Regions from separate parts of the Mus musculus genome. Here region 1 is linked to region 2. Evidence: chromatin loops called from intact Hi-C (ENCODE). Cell type or tissue: left cerebral cortex. All regions are shown on one strand. Links, peaks and the distances in the headings refer to the core of each region. The heading gives the core; the rest is flanking DNA.

Evidence for each region. A loop is a pair of places that touch in the nucleus more often than their neighbours do. Peaks named below come from ENCODE experiments on the same cell type or tissue, not always from the same donor. Only the 100,000 strongest peaks of a DNase experiment are listed, where the experiment ranks them.
Region 1: a loop joins it to region 2, with 8 times the contacts of the local background. A loop is called at or near these places in 2 of 42 quality-filtered maps.

Annotation. Positions count from the first base shown.
Region 1 is chr13:45,957,630-45,965,167 of GRCm38, forward strand. It overlaps Atxn1 (ataxin 1), which reads right to left and starts at 7,362. Exons shown (of 8, transcript NM_009124.6): 1 at 7,186-7,362. In left cerebral cortex, for the core only: a CTCF peak has its summit at 4,311; DNase peaks (open chromatin) are centred at 2,711, 2,943, 2,985, 3,096 and 4 more places; H3K4me3 peaks cover 3,172 bases; H3K27ac peaks cover 1,295 bases.
Region 2 is chr13:46,738,734-46,746,271 of GRCm38, forward strand. No RefSeq gene overlaps it. Among named protein-coding and RNA genes, the nearest start is that of Nup153, 15 kb to the left of the region's middle. In left cerebral cortex, for the core only: no CTCF peak of the experiment used is centred there; a DNase peak (open chromatin) is centred at 3,998.

The sequences.
Region 1 (7,538 bases), core at 783-5,782, 780 kb before region 2:
GGATGGGAAAAAAATTATCAGTCAACTAAGTGAATGCTAAACTGGTTTCTAGTCAGATCCACTGGAGCTGAGCTGCATATGTGTTTAGGCTGTTTTAAATTTAGTTTGGGTTTCCTAAGCTCTCGCCAGGTAACAGTAGGAAGGAGAAGGGCCAGAATTATATTGGGTGTCAGAAAGGAACTATTCTGGAATACGAACATGATCTCCAACGTGAATAATCTGTAAACAGGTAAGGAAGCCAAATATCCTTGGGTACGTGGCAACTCATCTCAGTAGTCATAATTATTTTCAACCATACACACTCGCTATTTTTAAGAGCACAGCCTAGCTGGAAAGGAAAATAACTTCCATTCCTTTCCAGCACTTTGCAAAGTAATGAATAGTAGCCAAAGTATTCTTCCTTCTAACGAACCCATTCACCCTCAATTTATTTAAGGATCTAGTACGTGCTTGGGTCTGCTCTGCAAAAGAAGTAGTTTTTTGTTTTGTTTGTTTGTTTGTTTGTTTGCTTTATCGGTCTTTGGTTTTCCCGAGTGTAATCCATGTGCAGAGAGAAAAGATAAGTGGAATACCCCCATACCCTTACAAAATGAAAATACGTCACCATCTTTCCACCAAGAGGACTGTTGGTTTACAAACGGTGGCTGAGTTCAACAGGAGTTCACAAAATTCTATTTCATCTTAACGCAGCACTTATTTTAAGGGCAAGGGAAGTTTTGATTTTTATCTGGTAACGTTTCAAAGGAAGCTTCCAAATACTTAATAATCACTTTCCCAGAAGCTCCAAGGGCTGGGAACTTGGGTTCGCTTGTACACGGATTTGTGTGTACACAAAGTCCTATTTACACATCACCTGGCAGATAAGGCTTGATAGAGTCCAAATTACAGTCTCCTCCCTTTCTGCTGAAGTACACAGAACAGTCAAATGTGATGCAAATGCTGTAAAATATTAATTTACTCTAGCACTGGCATGCCTCCTTCTTTCAAAAAGCATTTGTCCTCTTATCCTAGCCAGAGTAGGAGTTATTTGCTTGCCATATCCCATCAGAAATAGAGAGAGAGAGAGAGAGAAACATGAGAATTAAAGGCAAGGCTACATGAGCTCACTGTAAAAACACACAAACAACAAGCGAGACAATAAACTATAAAACACTGCATACACTAAAATTGGAATCTTTAATATCTCAAAGGCACAAAGCCGAGAAACACAATACTATTAATAGTGAAAGATTACCAAGCAAGGTGGCCCCAAATAACTGAAACTGAGATGATGTATAAAAACCAGGAGGGAACACAGGCATCAGGACCAGGGCCGAGGGCACGAAGAGAGAAAGTCTGCCATACACAGTGGCAAGAAAATGCCTTTTCTTTCCGTAAGAAGCAGACATGCTTACAGGTTGGCAGCTGGAATCGCCACTAAAAGCACCTGATAAGTCACTCTAAACCTGTCGCACTTAAAGGGCATTTCGGTGGAAGCAGGTTGAGTCCTTCTCAGATCAGATGAAGCCCTGCAATCATGGGACCACCTACCCCGAGGTCTTCTTAACACCTCCAGTTTTCTGAAAAGGGCTTTTTCGAGTAGAACACCATTTTTGTTTACACAAGGGTGGTCATCATTGCGTTTTCATTAGCCCACAAATGGCATACATTAAGAGTTATAGAAAAAGCAATGGAACACGGCTGCTAACGTCCAACGGGCCACACAAAGGAGGACTCGAGTTGCTCTGTTTGTCTATTATGGCTCTAAACATGCTTTAGTTCATGTGGGAGTAGTAATAACAGGAAGTACAAATATTTATACTAAATTATCCTAAAGAGTTAAGGTTTATAAGGACTATAAAATATGCCATTAGGCTGATTAGAGTAAAAAAAACATAAAAATAAAATTAGGAAAGAAAAAATAAAAACGCTGTTTCTACCAATAAAGATAAATTATCTCACGACATTCCTTTTCGTCTGTAATTTTAAGAATTTATTAAAAAAAAACTCAAACCAATTACAATTCTTACGGCCAATATTTTTTCCAATTATATAAAGCTAGCATCCTATGTGCACATCATGTTACCGCTCACAGAATTGCGATGAGTGAATTTATTGTACTAAATGAAATTAAATGCAACTGAGATAGTATTACTGAGGACTCTGACATTCACATCTTAAGCAACAAGCGAAAGAGTAAACTGCATAGGTAGAAATGGTGGCCTCCATTGCCATTTCTACAATTTTCTGTCTATAACAAACATTTAACAAAATAGGAAAAGCACCAGTTAATCTTATCAGGTGGGAAATATGACGACCAGGATCAAAGTCTGTTCTTCGAAGCAGTCAGGTTGCACAAACCTCTCTCTGTCTCTGTCTCTGTCTCTGTCTCTGTCTCTGTCTCTGTCTCTGTCTCTCTCTCTGTCTCTGTCTCTGTCTCTGTCTCTCTCTCCCTCTCTCTCTGAAGCCAGTTATTCAGACTTGTGTGACACTCCGAAAAAAATACTAAGCCTGTAAAGTCAGTCAGCCCCAAGCCCCTAAAAAACTGACAGGCTGTCTCCTGAGAAGGCTCTTTTCATATGCAAGTATTTAAGCTTTTCGGAGTCTTCAGATGACTCCAGTTCAGAGAAATTAACATTCACTCCCACACTCAGCTGCTTATGTGAGTTCTGCTCAGGGTTTTGGTGAAGTACATTTATTGACTGACTCCTAATAGGAAGCAGGGCGAACTGCTACAGTCTATTTGGCAGGAGAAGCCGTCTTACAAGGTATGTGCAGGAGCAAAATCCACTTGACATTTCAACACGGGAGAGAAAACAAAGTCACATTATACAAAAGGAACGTGAATCCTTGAACTTTAAGGACAGCCAGACTGGGAGTCATAGGAGTGTTGACTAACGTTTTAGTTGTTTCTTCACACTGGCCGTTCCTGGTTCCTGGGATTCTGGGCACTGGGAATTTTTGGCCATCTTCTGCTATTTGATATGTAACCTGATGGCTCAAGAGTCTTTCTCTAATCTTTCTCTCAAAGGCAACTAACTGGGAGGCCTGAAGTCTCTTTATGCTATTTCTAACAAAATACCACTGCTTGCCAAGCCCTCTTAAAACGAAATGGGGGCTGGGGGAAGGGACACGATGCCTTTTCCAGTTCTCCATCAAGTACAGACACTTCTCGTATTTATTTTGGCAAGAGCTCATTTGTACACTGAAAGGCACAGGCCCACGTCTAACTGCAAGTCAAGCCGTTTCTCTGTCTGTCGCAGAATAGAATCGAGGCCCTCCAAGGTGTGGATAAAACTTAAAATTTCTGTCCTCTTATTTTAGATCCTGGTTTCACATGAACTCGCCTCTCAGAAATAATAGCTCGTTTTAACCACAGTGATACTTTTTTTCACTGGACCAGTGATACTTTTTTTTACTGGACCAGGCCACAGTAATGTGCCCACCACATAAACTCAGTAACCAGGGGAAACTGAGAAACCCCCTGGGAAGAAAACTGCACAACTTTCTCAGTCTTGGCACTGGAGAGGTGAGAGATTTGTGTGTGGGGGGGTGAGTGTCTCTTTATATGTCTTTCTCTCTTCTATTTTAACCGATTTAGCTACATGGCTTTAAAACTGTAAACTGACTGGCAGGGTCACAACTAAATCATGTCACATTCAAAGTTCCTAAAACATTCCCCTTCATTTGGACTGTCTGAGCAATGTTGGGCTACTTTTCTGTTATCTTTTCAGTTATAATATAATCTTTCTGTCCTTAGTAGGCTTAAGGTGGTGCCCAACGTAAGTGCTAGAGTGCAGCTCTCTAGACGTTCATTAAATTATACCCGTAGTATCATACAAACTGTTTACTGTGTAAAGCTCCAAGCAATAGAATGGCTTGTATCATCTCTCACTTAGCTGCAATATATATATATTCAATTACTTCTGAAGATATCAAAGATCAGGAGCAACAGATCCAAATTAAGGAAGATAATATTCACAATGCCTGCCTACTGTCAGTATCCTTTTTTTTTTTTTTATAATGTAGACTGTAAAGTTTAAAACTGTAACAGTGGAGATAGGCTTGCCAGATAAGTCATCTCCTTTTCATAATGTAAACCATCTAGAAAGCCAGCCAACACTGTCAGCAATTTCTATTATAAAGCATGGGTGTGCTGTCCTCTCACACTTGAAAGGGTTAAGTGCCTACCAGGCCAAAGGCTCTAGACTGAAAAAGAAAATGTTGCTTTAGTCAGCTCTGAAAGGTTTCTAGCAAGTATCAAATACTTGTTGATCTGCTCACAATGAACACCAGCAGGATTGTGAGGCTCCTTTCTCTATCTGGGGAGATGCATTTACATACTGTCCCCAGTAGGAACAGCGTGTTGGTTTCCCTTTAGAAAAGCTAAGTAGCTCGAAGCCCCATTCAGTGTCTCCTGACTGAAAGAAGACAGCAATTGAAACAGTGAAGTCTCTCCCCTCCCGGTTCGGGGCAGCTCAAATACTGTGCATAAAACACTTGGAGTAGTTCAGGCAAACCCACCTGAATGGGCCAAGGAACACTGTCTGTAGCCATGGCAACCTGATCTAATTACATGAGTGATCAGGGCTGGAGTAAGTGTACAGAAAACTAACACCACAGACAGTATCTATGATGAGAGAGGCAGACAGGCAGGAGGCTTCTCAGCCTCAGCTTTATGTGGAAGGTGGCGTTCAAGCCAATTTATTTGCAAAGCTGCTAAAATATTGACTGATGCGTGGCCAGTTAGAGGACAATCAGAGGAGATTAAATGCCACAGCTAAGCTGTTATGGTGCAATCCCTTTCCAAGAGTTCTTGCGCATGTTTTTTCTTCTCTCTGGTGGCTACCTCTAGCTTCCCCTGGCATAAGCTTCATTCAAAAATAAAATAAAAATAAAAACCCTCGGCTATCAAACTGTCTTAGCTACCCACCCACCATCAGTAAACCAGAGGGTAGGCTTAACCCAGGCTTCTAGGAATGGCAGGGCTCTTCATAAAGCTGGACACGGTTTAGCAAACACTATTGCAAAAAAGTAACCAGCTGCGCCTAAAAATACCCAGCATGTAACTACCTTGTTGCCTACGATCTATAGCAGTGCTGTTTAAATATTAAGAAGAGCTCGCATTATAAAACAGAAATGTCACTGAGATGACACTACTAGGTTGCTACAGGGAAACATAGGGCATACACACATTCCCCTGCATACCAGGCAGAATGTGAGGTGAGAACTCTAAAGCATTACTTTTTATTCTGTAGGTGGTGTGGGGTCTTCTAATTTTACTAATTGTATCCTGTGGCTCTCTCTCTGACAAACTAAGAAACCTCTTCGGGGACAGAACCAGTTTGGAGGAGTTCCTACTGCACAACATACGGTAAACAAAATAAAAATAGCTTGCCTTTCTTGTTAGCCACATAGCGCATTATATAACCAGCTTCCGACTGGCTTCTTTTTTTTTTTTTCCGCCCTTACTACTCTTCAGCAATTTCCCAACCTTCCCCAAGTATTTATATTGCCCTCTTATCTGTAGGATTATACAGCAAGAAAGCAAAACAAAACAGGACAGCCACGGGATCGAACTAAACCCCATCCTCTTACCCCTGATCCTCCCCCCACCCCACCCCCCGCGCCCCTGGCAGAGTCTAGATACAGCACCCTACTTCCACCCCCCACCACTAAGGTCCTTGCTCAATCTCCCTAGAAAACCTGAATTGTTTCACCTCTTGCAGTCAGCTCTCTACGTGGTCTGAAATAAAATGAAAGCGCACAAGCCACAGAGTTGAAGGAGGCGGCTCAAGAGAGGTCGAAGCGCTGCAGAGTCAACCAAGGGACCACCGTGGACCCCCACCCCCACTCCCCGCTCCCCATCGCGATGGTCCTGGTCCCCGCCCGGCGCGCGAACACACGCACACACGCACCTACACACTCACACGCACTTACTCCCTCCTCTCCGACCCCGCCTCACCTCTCGCTCCGCCCGTCCGGCCCCTTCCCTGCCCCCTGCGGGACCGGCCTGCGCGCTCGGCTGCAACCACGTAGGAGGCGGCGGCGGTGGCGGCGGCAGCCCTGGCAGTGGCAGTGGCGGCGACTCGGGCCCCGAGTGAACGAGCCGCGGGGCTCCGGGGCACATCCCAATCCCCGCAGCGCCTCCTCCGCCGCCACCTCCTCCTTCCCCTCCTCCCGTCTTCATTCACCCTCTCTGCCGCCGCGCAGCAGAGCAGTCCCGGCGCAGGGCAGCGCCCGCAGCTCCTCCGCTACTGCTGCGGGCGCCGGCAGAGTCGCCGGGCCGGGCTGGGGCGCTCGCGGGCTCCCGGCTCCAGCTCCGGCGGTGGCGGCGGCGTCTGCTGCTGCTGCTCTGGATCAGGAAGCGGCCGCACCAACAGGGCGGCGGTGGCAGCTGCAGCTAGGGCCGGTCTTCTCCCGCTGCGCTGCGATGGCCCGCGCGCCCTTGCCTCCTGAGGCGCCACCTCTCCGCGCCCCTAGCCTCACGCAAAGTCCCCTCTTGGTCCCCTCGTAGCCCCGAGAGGCTGGCCTAGGCGGGGAGACCCCAAGCTCGGGGTTGCCTCTGTCAAGCTAGGCGACCCCGGGCGGGGAAGCCCAGCCCTCCCTCGAGCCCCCGCAGCGCTCACCGCCCCCACCCGGGAGGGGGGACTGGAGAGGAGCGAAGAGGGCAGCGCGACCCTCCGCGGCTGCCGCCTCCCCCTGCGCCACACGGAAGGAGGAGGACCGGGCTCTATCCGCTCGCCGCCGCCGGACCGGCAGCAGCCGAAACGGGGCGCCGCCGTTCTCCCCACCCGCGCCCCCCGCCCGGGCGCGCCCCCTCTCCTGGCGGCCGCCCACCCAGCCCCTATCTGCTGCCCTTGCTAGCCGCTCCTGCTCCCAGAGGGGGTCCCGAGCCGGGAGGCTGGAGCCGGGCACTAGTGTATGTACACACAGTCACACATACACTCGCGCGCGCGCCTGCACACACACACACACACACACACACACACACACCACGACGCGTCGGTTTCCTTCGCTCCTCTTCCAGCTGTTTTCCGTGCAGCCCATTGAGACTGGGGGAGGGGGGGTGTATGCTGGATGTTCTTTGGCCCCTCTCCGGAGAGAGCAGATTGGGGTGCGGGAGGGGGTGATTTTAATCTAAATCGGGGTGGAAGGGGGAGGGGGAGAGAAAGAATCAGAGGAGGAAAAAAAATAGCCACTTACTGTAAAGTGTAAATGGATCTGGGGTTGCGTGGGGAAGGGGTAACAGAGGGAGAGACACAGTGTCCTGCGGCTGCTGTAGCTCTAGCTGCGGCTCCACAGGGCTTGTTTTGGATCCCCCTGCAGTGAAACAGGTCCTGTACGGCTCCTCCACTGTAGTAGAAATGATGTCTGCGGTATACTCTGCTCTCTCCTCCTCCTCCTCCTCCTCCCCCCTCCCCTCCCTCCTCCCTCCGCCCGCCCTCCCTCCCTCGCGCTCTCTCTCGCGCTCGCTCGCTCGCTCCAGTATGTAAATGTGTAATAGAAGCCAAATATGGAGCAGTTGGCTGCCGCCGCCGCAGCTCAAGGATCCGACT
Region 2 (7,538 bases), core at 1,586-6,585:
TGTGCCACATATATCCTACATGCATGTCCTCAAAAGTCAGAAGAGTACACTGCATCCATAGAAGTGGACTTACAGATGTTTGTAAGCGTGGGTACCACGTGGGTACTGGCCATTGAAACAGGGTCCTCCTTGAGAGCAACCAATGTTCTTTACCACAGAGCCATCTGTCTAGCCCCTCTACCTTGTGTTTTGAGACAGAATCTCTCCCTGAGCTGTGGCTCACCCATTTGACGAGACTGGCTAGGGATCCATGTTTTTATTTTATTTATTTATTTATTTATTTATTTTTATTTATTTTTGGTTTTTCACATGCCCCGACTGTCCTGGAACTCACTTTGTAGACCAGGCTGGCCTCAAACTCAGAAATCCACCTGCCTCTGCCTCCCAAGTGCTGGGATTAAAGGCGTGCACCACCACCGCCCTGCTTAGTTTTCTTTTCTTTCTCCTTCCTATTGGTCCTGGGATTGAACTCAGGTCTTCATGCTTATGAGGAAGGTACTCTGCCAAATGAACCACCTCACTAACTCCAGGAGATCTGTTTTTTAACAAACCTCTCGAATGTTTTTGCTCATATACTCTGTTCCCCGGGTCCTCTGGCCTCGTTACGGGTATGGCTCCAGCAGATCTCCCTTCTCTGTCACATCCTCTGTCTTTTTTGCCTTTCACTCCTTCATCCCCTCATCCATTCCTTCCTAAGGGGTAGCATCCAGGGGAAAAAAAAAATCCCTAAGCGGGATCAGAATCTTGAGACGTCTGTCTCCATCTTTCAAAGAAAGGACAACTCAGGCCAAACGAATGTGGGCAGAGCTGGCTATAATTAGCTGTTTTTTTCCAGTCCTTATTAGATCATCCCTTAGTCTCCTGTCCGTGTTCCAAGAGTATCACATTTTAAATTGTGTGTGTGTGTGTGTGTTATGATGCACCTTGGAACATGTATAAAGGTCAGAGGTTGACTTGTGGCATCAGCTCTCTCCACCGTGGGTGTCCTGATGATCAAACTTAGGCTGTCAGACTCGGCAGGAGTAACTTCTGCCCACTGAGCCATCCCACTGGCCTCCATGGCGTGTGCCTGTGTTTGTATGTGTGCCTGCACAAGTGCGTAGAGTTCTCCTCCTCTAGGGCTTCCTACCTTATGTCTTGAGACAGGGATTCTTCACAGGGTCTGGACTCATTGATTCAGACAGATTAGCTGACCAGTGAGCCCCAGGCCCCCTTCTGTGTGTGTGTGTGTGTGTGTGTGTGTGTGTGTGTCCCCGCTAGGTTAATGGGCACATGCCACTGCTCCTAGCTTTTCACATAGTGGCAGGCAATCCAAACTCAGAGTCCTCTGAACTCCCCTTTTACTTTTGGTTTTGAGGCAGGCCTTGAATTTGCTGTGTAGCCTGGGTAAACCTTGAACCTCCTGATCAGCCTCATAAACCCACTGGGAGTATAGATATGTGGCACCACATTGACTCCCTGAGCCAAATATGAATATTACCTATGGCTCAGCATCCCAAGACCATCCCAGAACGAATGTCAAATGTGAAACTATTCCCCAGAGACACACACATTGTTTCATTCTTAGAGAAAATTACCTGGATAGGTATAAATGACCCGTTTACTCCAGCTTTGGTAACACTTAAAAAAAATGACTCTAGCAAATTATATATGGACCCAAAGTGCTCAGTTTCAAAGTAAGATAGTTTTTAGACTACTTGTATTAATTTGCTTAAGGTTGTATCAGCCCTCCTCACTTTGAGCCCACCAGTCTCCTGGGACTCTAGCTAAGTAGGGTATGCCAGGCTGTCTGTGTCTCCTCCCCACACCACCTGTTTTAGTCCAAAGGAGGTTGGGAAACTTGTGCTGTTTTGGAACCCGTAAGAGCCCATCTAAATGGATGCTGGATACACCAACTGAAAACCATTCCCAAGCCCTGGCTGGGCAGACTCATCCCTGGGGATGGTTGTTGATATTGACAGAGGCCAGTTGTGTCTATTGACTTGTTTTTGCCGCCCAGGGAGTGTTATTGTGACATCAGAATACTGCACATTAACAAAGCCAAGGTTGGGGTGACAGGAGGTGGTCAGGCTCAGTGGGAGGTGGAGGTGGAGACATAGGCTAATGTCTTCCTATATTTGAAGAACTATTTGGCTCTAGGCTTGTGCCTCATCTTTTCCTTTAACACAGATAAAGTGCCAGTGCCTCTGGCAAGATGATTGATTGATCAGGAAGTGTTGGAACTGATGCCGGCTGTCTACAGAGCACTCTCCTGCATGTTATAAATAAAGAGCGTCCTCCTAAGTGGAGTGCCGTGGCTTTTATTTCTCTGAAAGCTTAGTATAGAGATGAAGGAGGTACTAAAGAAATTGTGGACTTGACAGGTTGAAAGGAGTGATGGAGCTCTCTTAGGCCAGCCCTGGACCTGCGGATGGGTCTCTGCACTTCCCCTCTAAGTAAAAGGCATGTTGATTGAGCTTTATTCCACCTGGAGATGGAGATGTTTGATCCTGTTGCTGTTGGTGGGGTGTGTGTATGTATAAACCCTGTTGCTAACAGGACAAAAGAAGGTCACACCAGACAGTCCACTTTGGGCTACTACTACTACTCCCTGGTGAGCCGGGGGTACCTCTAGCCTCCAGGGATTTTCACTTCCACGAGATTTTATCAGTAGATCTCACCCAGTGAGCTCTTGGTTAAAAACTGTGCTGTTTTAGGCCTCTCTCTCTCTCTCTCTCTCTCTCTCTCTCTCTCTCTCTCTCTCTCTCTCTCTCTGTGTGTGTGTGTGTGTGTGTGTGTGTGTGTGTGTGTGTCTTTCTGTCTGTCTCTCTTCTTTCAGTATCTCTCTGTCTCTTCTCTCTATCTTTCTCTGTGTGTCTCTCTGTCTCTCCTTTCTGTCTTTCTCTGTATCTTTCTGCCTCTGTCTCTCTCTGTGTTTGTGTCTGTGTGTCTGTATGTGTTTGTATGTACATGCCAGAGGGCAACCCTGAGTGTTGTAGATGGTGGCTTTAAAATGTCTCCAGGGGGGCTGGTGAGATGGCTCAGTGGGTAAGAGCACCCGACTGCTCTTCCGAAGGTCCGGAGTTCAAATCCCAGCAACCACATGGTGGCTCACAACCATCTGTAACAAGATCTGACGCCCTCTTCTGGAGTGTCTGAAGACAGCTACAGTGTACTTACATATAATAAAATGTCTCCAGGTTCTTTACAGTCTTCAAAAGGAAGAGTCCACTAGTCTTCCCCATCAGCAGAGACAGACCTAAGAATCTTACTTCTAATCAGGACTGTCTTGGACATATGCTATCTTAGTTAGGATTTTTTTTAAAGATTTATTTATTATTATATTATTTATTATTATATATAAGTACACTGTAGCTGTCTTCAGACACACCAGAAGAGGGCATCAGATCTCATTACGGATGGTTGTGAGCCACCATGTGGTTTCTGGGATTTGAACTCAGGGTTTTCAGAAGAGCAGTCAGTGCTCTTACCCGCTGAGCCATCTCTCCAGCCCATTAGTTAGGATTTTACTGCTGTGAACAGACACCATGACTAAGGCAACTCTTATAAGGACAACATTTAATTGGGGCTGGCTTACAGGTTCAGAGGTTCAGTCCATTATCATCAAGGCAGGAACATGGCAGCATCTAGGCAGGCATGGTGCAGGAGGAGCTGAAAGTTCTACATCTTCATCTGAAGGCTGTTAGTAGAAGACTGACTCCCAGGCAGCTAGGATGAGGGTCTTAAAGCCCACGCCCACAGTGACACACCTACTCCAACAAGGCCACACCTACTTCTACAGGGCCTCCTAATAGTGCCACTCCCTGGGCATATCCAAACCACCACATGTGCCTTCTAACATAAGGTCACAAAAGGCACCCTAGACTTCTGTGTACTCTCTTAAGCTACTCAGTCATTGTGCTGAAGTCACCTCTGTGGTGTGAGGACACCTAAGCACTAGGCAGAGGTCTGCATGGTGAGGAAACACAGCTTGCCAGCCACGTGGGTGGACCATTCTAAAAGTAGATCCTCCTCCTCCTACACATTCCTCCAGAAAACTAATGTCAATCGTAACCTCGGGAGGTACTGGACTCAGAACTTCTCAGACTTACAGATCTCTGAATTCTAGATCTATAAAAACTGTGTAAGATGAGGCTGGGTTGAGAATCGAGTGTTTGCACTACGCATGATGCCCTGGCTTTGAGCTCCAGCACCTGAAGCGCAGGAGGTGGTGGGATATGCCCATAAGTCCAGCACTTGGTGGGTGGAGGCAGGAGGATCAGAGAAGATCAAGACCATCCGTGGCTTCACAGTGAGTTTGGAGGCAGCCTAGGTACATGAAACCTTGTTTCAAACACAAAATAAGTAGTGTAAGATGATGTTAATTGTTACATCGAGCCAATAACCTAAGGATAATTCACTAATATTCTACAGTGGTTACAAATGTATATAACACAGCACACACATGGACTAGCAGAAAATGTGGGTAAATTGGCATATCCTATCAAGATAGCCCAGAGATCAAGTGGTAGGGAAGTTAGCTTTCACATCCTCCATTACTGGGCAGTTTCTCTCAGCTTGGCACTTGTAGCTCAATATTCTAACTCTGGTGTTAACTAAGCAAGCTTGTCTTATTTGCAGTTAACCACAGGCCGCATAGATCATGCAGATTCAATGAGGGAGGGTTAGTTTAACCAATCACATAGGCCTGTAGCTTTATTTGTTCACTTAAAACAATGATTATAAATCCAGGAAACGGGGCAGGCAATGGTGGCACACACCTTTAATCCCAGCACTTGAGGCAGAGGCAGAGGCAGAGAGGCAGAGGAGAGGCAGAGAGGCAGAAGCACCTCTGCATTTGAGGCCAGCTTGGTCTATGGGGCATGTTCTGAGACAGCCAGGGCTACACAGAGAAACCCACAAAAAAGCAAGCAAACAAACAAAAAGACTCCAGGAAATTAGATCTATCAATCCTCAAACTTCCTACTGGACTAGGATATCAGTGATGCAATCCCCCTCCCCACACCCCATTCTTGTCTTTGAGAAAGGGTTTCTCTATGTAGCCTACCCTAGCTGTCCTGGAATGTGCTCAGTAGACCAAGCTGGCCTCAAACTCAGAGATCAGCCTGCCTGTGCCTGAGTGCTGAGATGAAAGGTGTGTGCCACCATAGCTGGCACACACCAGCTTGTCACTTGTCTCTTGTCACTTAAAACAAGGTCTCATTCTGTAGCCCTAGCTCTCCCGAGGCTCATGTGTATCCCAGGCTGACAACTCACGGCGCTCTTTCTACCTCAGCATCTCAGTGTGAGTATTACAAGCACAAGCCATCGTGCCTGGCTCGTTTTCAGGAAAATCTCAGGCAAGTAAGCAGGCTCGGTGTGTAAAGGCATTTGTCACCAAGACTGAGGACCTGCGCTTGAACCCAGAACACCCGGGGTAGAAGGAGAAAAGTGACCTCCCACAAGCTGTTCTCAGACTTCCACACATAGACTGTGGCATACATGCAGACACAAACACATATAAATATAAAAAGGAAACCAATATCTCCACAACTTGATTTGGGCAGGGGTTCAGGAGATGACCCTCCAAATAACTGCTTAAACTGTCATGCACACCATTTCCAGGTGTTCAAATCTTTAATCCCAGGGGAGAGAGATGTGGGAGGATCTGTGAGTTCCAGGACAACCAGGACTACATAGGGAGACCCTGTATCAAACAAACAAACAAACAAACAAAAATCTAAACAATTCAAGGAATTAGGGGTACTGTAAGGTCAGTTGGTTAATATTATGATAAACCAAACCCAACTTCTTAAAAATTCACTTAACATCCTGACCACAGCCCACCCCTTTCCTCCCAGCCCATACTCCCAGTTCCTTTCTCCATCCTCCCCTCCCCTCCTCCTCTGAGAAGGGGGAGGCCCTCTCTGGCACTCATTTCATTGCAGGACTAGGCACATCCTTTCCCACTGAGGCCACACAAAGCAGCCCCATTAGGAGAAACAGGATCTACAGGCAGGCAACAGAGTGAGGAACAGACCCTGTTCCAGTTGTTGGGGGACCCACATGAAGACCAAGCTGTACATCTGCTACATATGTGTGTGTGTGGGAGGGGGTGTAGGTCCAGCCCATGTATTCTCTTTGGTTGGTGGTTCAGTCTCTGGGAGCCCCCCAAGGGTCCAGGGTAGTTGACTCTGTTGTTCTTCCTGTGGAGTCCCTGTCCCTTCAGGTCCTCAGTCCATCCCCCGACTCTTCCACAAGACTCCATGAGCTCTGTCTAACGCCAAACCAAGTTTTTAATCGCCAAGGTGCTTATATCGTTTCTCAGAAACTCTTTCGGAACTCCCCTTTTTAACCTTTACTTCTTACAAGCTCGGGTGAGAATTCCTAAAGAAGCTGTGCCTACAGAGACTGGATGACTGATCAGAATTTTAGGAATGTTGCAGTTACCAACATTCCTAAGGCCAGGCCAAAGGCTAGTTGCCTTATCTCGGGCTAGTGATAGCCCTCTGGCACAGGCAGTCCTTGTCCACCTCTGAGTCTGAACCAACATCCCGTGACTAACAGAAAACTTTCTAGAAATCTATTAACAGACCACTGGCGTCTACCCTCCCAGAAGCTAAGAATGTCATCGGAGAGCACCTTGCATTGACAGAAAAGCTCCCCCATCTTGCTGTACCTGACTCTTTGGTTCACTCACTAAAGTATTTTAAACTTACCTTGATTGATAGCTTTCTCTGTTCTGTAAAACTTCACAAAAGGACTTTCAGGCTGGAACATGGGATTTGGGGTAATCTAAATCTGTGCTCCCAGGCCACAGTCACTCAAATGGCTCCAGAATACACTATCCCTTATTCCCTTTAAGATGAGAGCTGGATTTTTTCCCCATCAATACAATATTCTATATACAATACAATTTTTCTATTAATTAGTATCCCAGAGTTCCGTTCCTAGCATGAGATTCCCTCCAAGATGGCAGCTATTGCCTGTGGTTCCGGTTATAATGACTGAGGCACAGCCTGGACTCTGGAACCTACAGTCTTCTACATGAGGACAGTCTGCAAGGATACAAGCAGCCACTGAACCTCCAGGTGGGAAAGAATTGTTTTACCAAGAACACACAGTGGTAGTCTCAGATCTGAGGGTGTGCGCACTAGCATGTGTGTAAAGAAGTTAGATCACACCTGTACACGTCTTACTCCGGAAACAATTGGATCTCAAACCTCTACTCCCCTTTCCCTGCTCTCAGAGGATTAGAGACAAGGACAAGCAGGTTCAATTTAATCTTTGGGCTTTTGCTTTCACTCAGGCCCCGGCTCTACGGAAGGGCAGATGTGCCCCTGCTCTTTCCTGACACCTGGATTTGTCTCCCTACGGGCAAGAGGGGAGGGTAAGCTTTGGACCTCTGCTGAAGGTGCTCTTGCTGTTGGAACTGGCTGGCTTTCTTTTGGCTAGGCAAAAACCTGACACGAACTGTGTATATTGCAGATTTAGTAGGGTTTGGTTTGGAGATGTCTTCCTACGCAGTCCTGGGTGACTCTAAAGTTGCTGTGATCCCC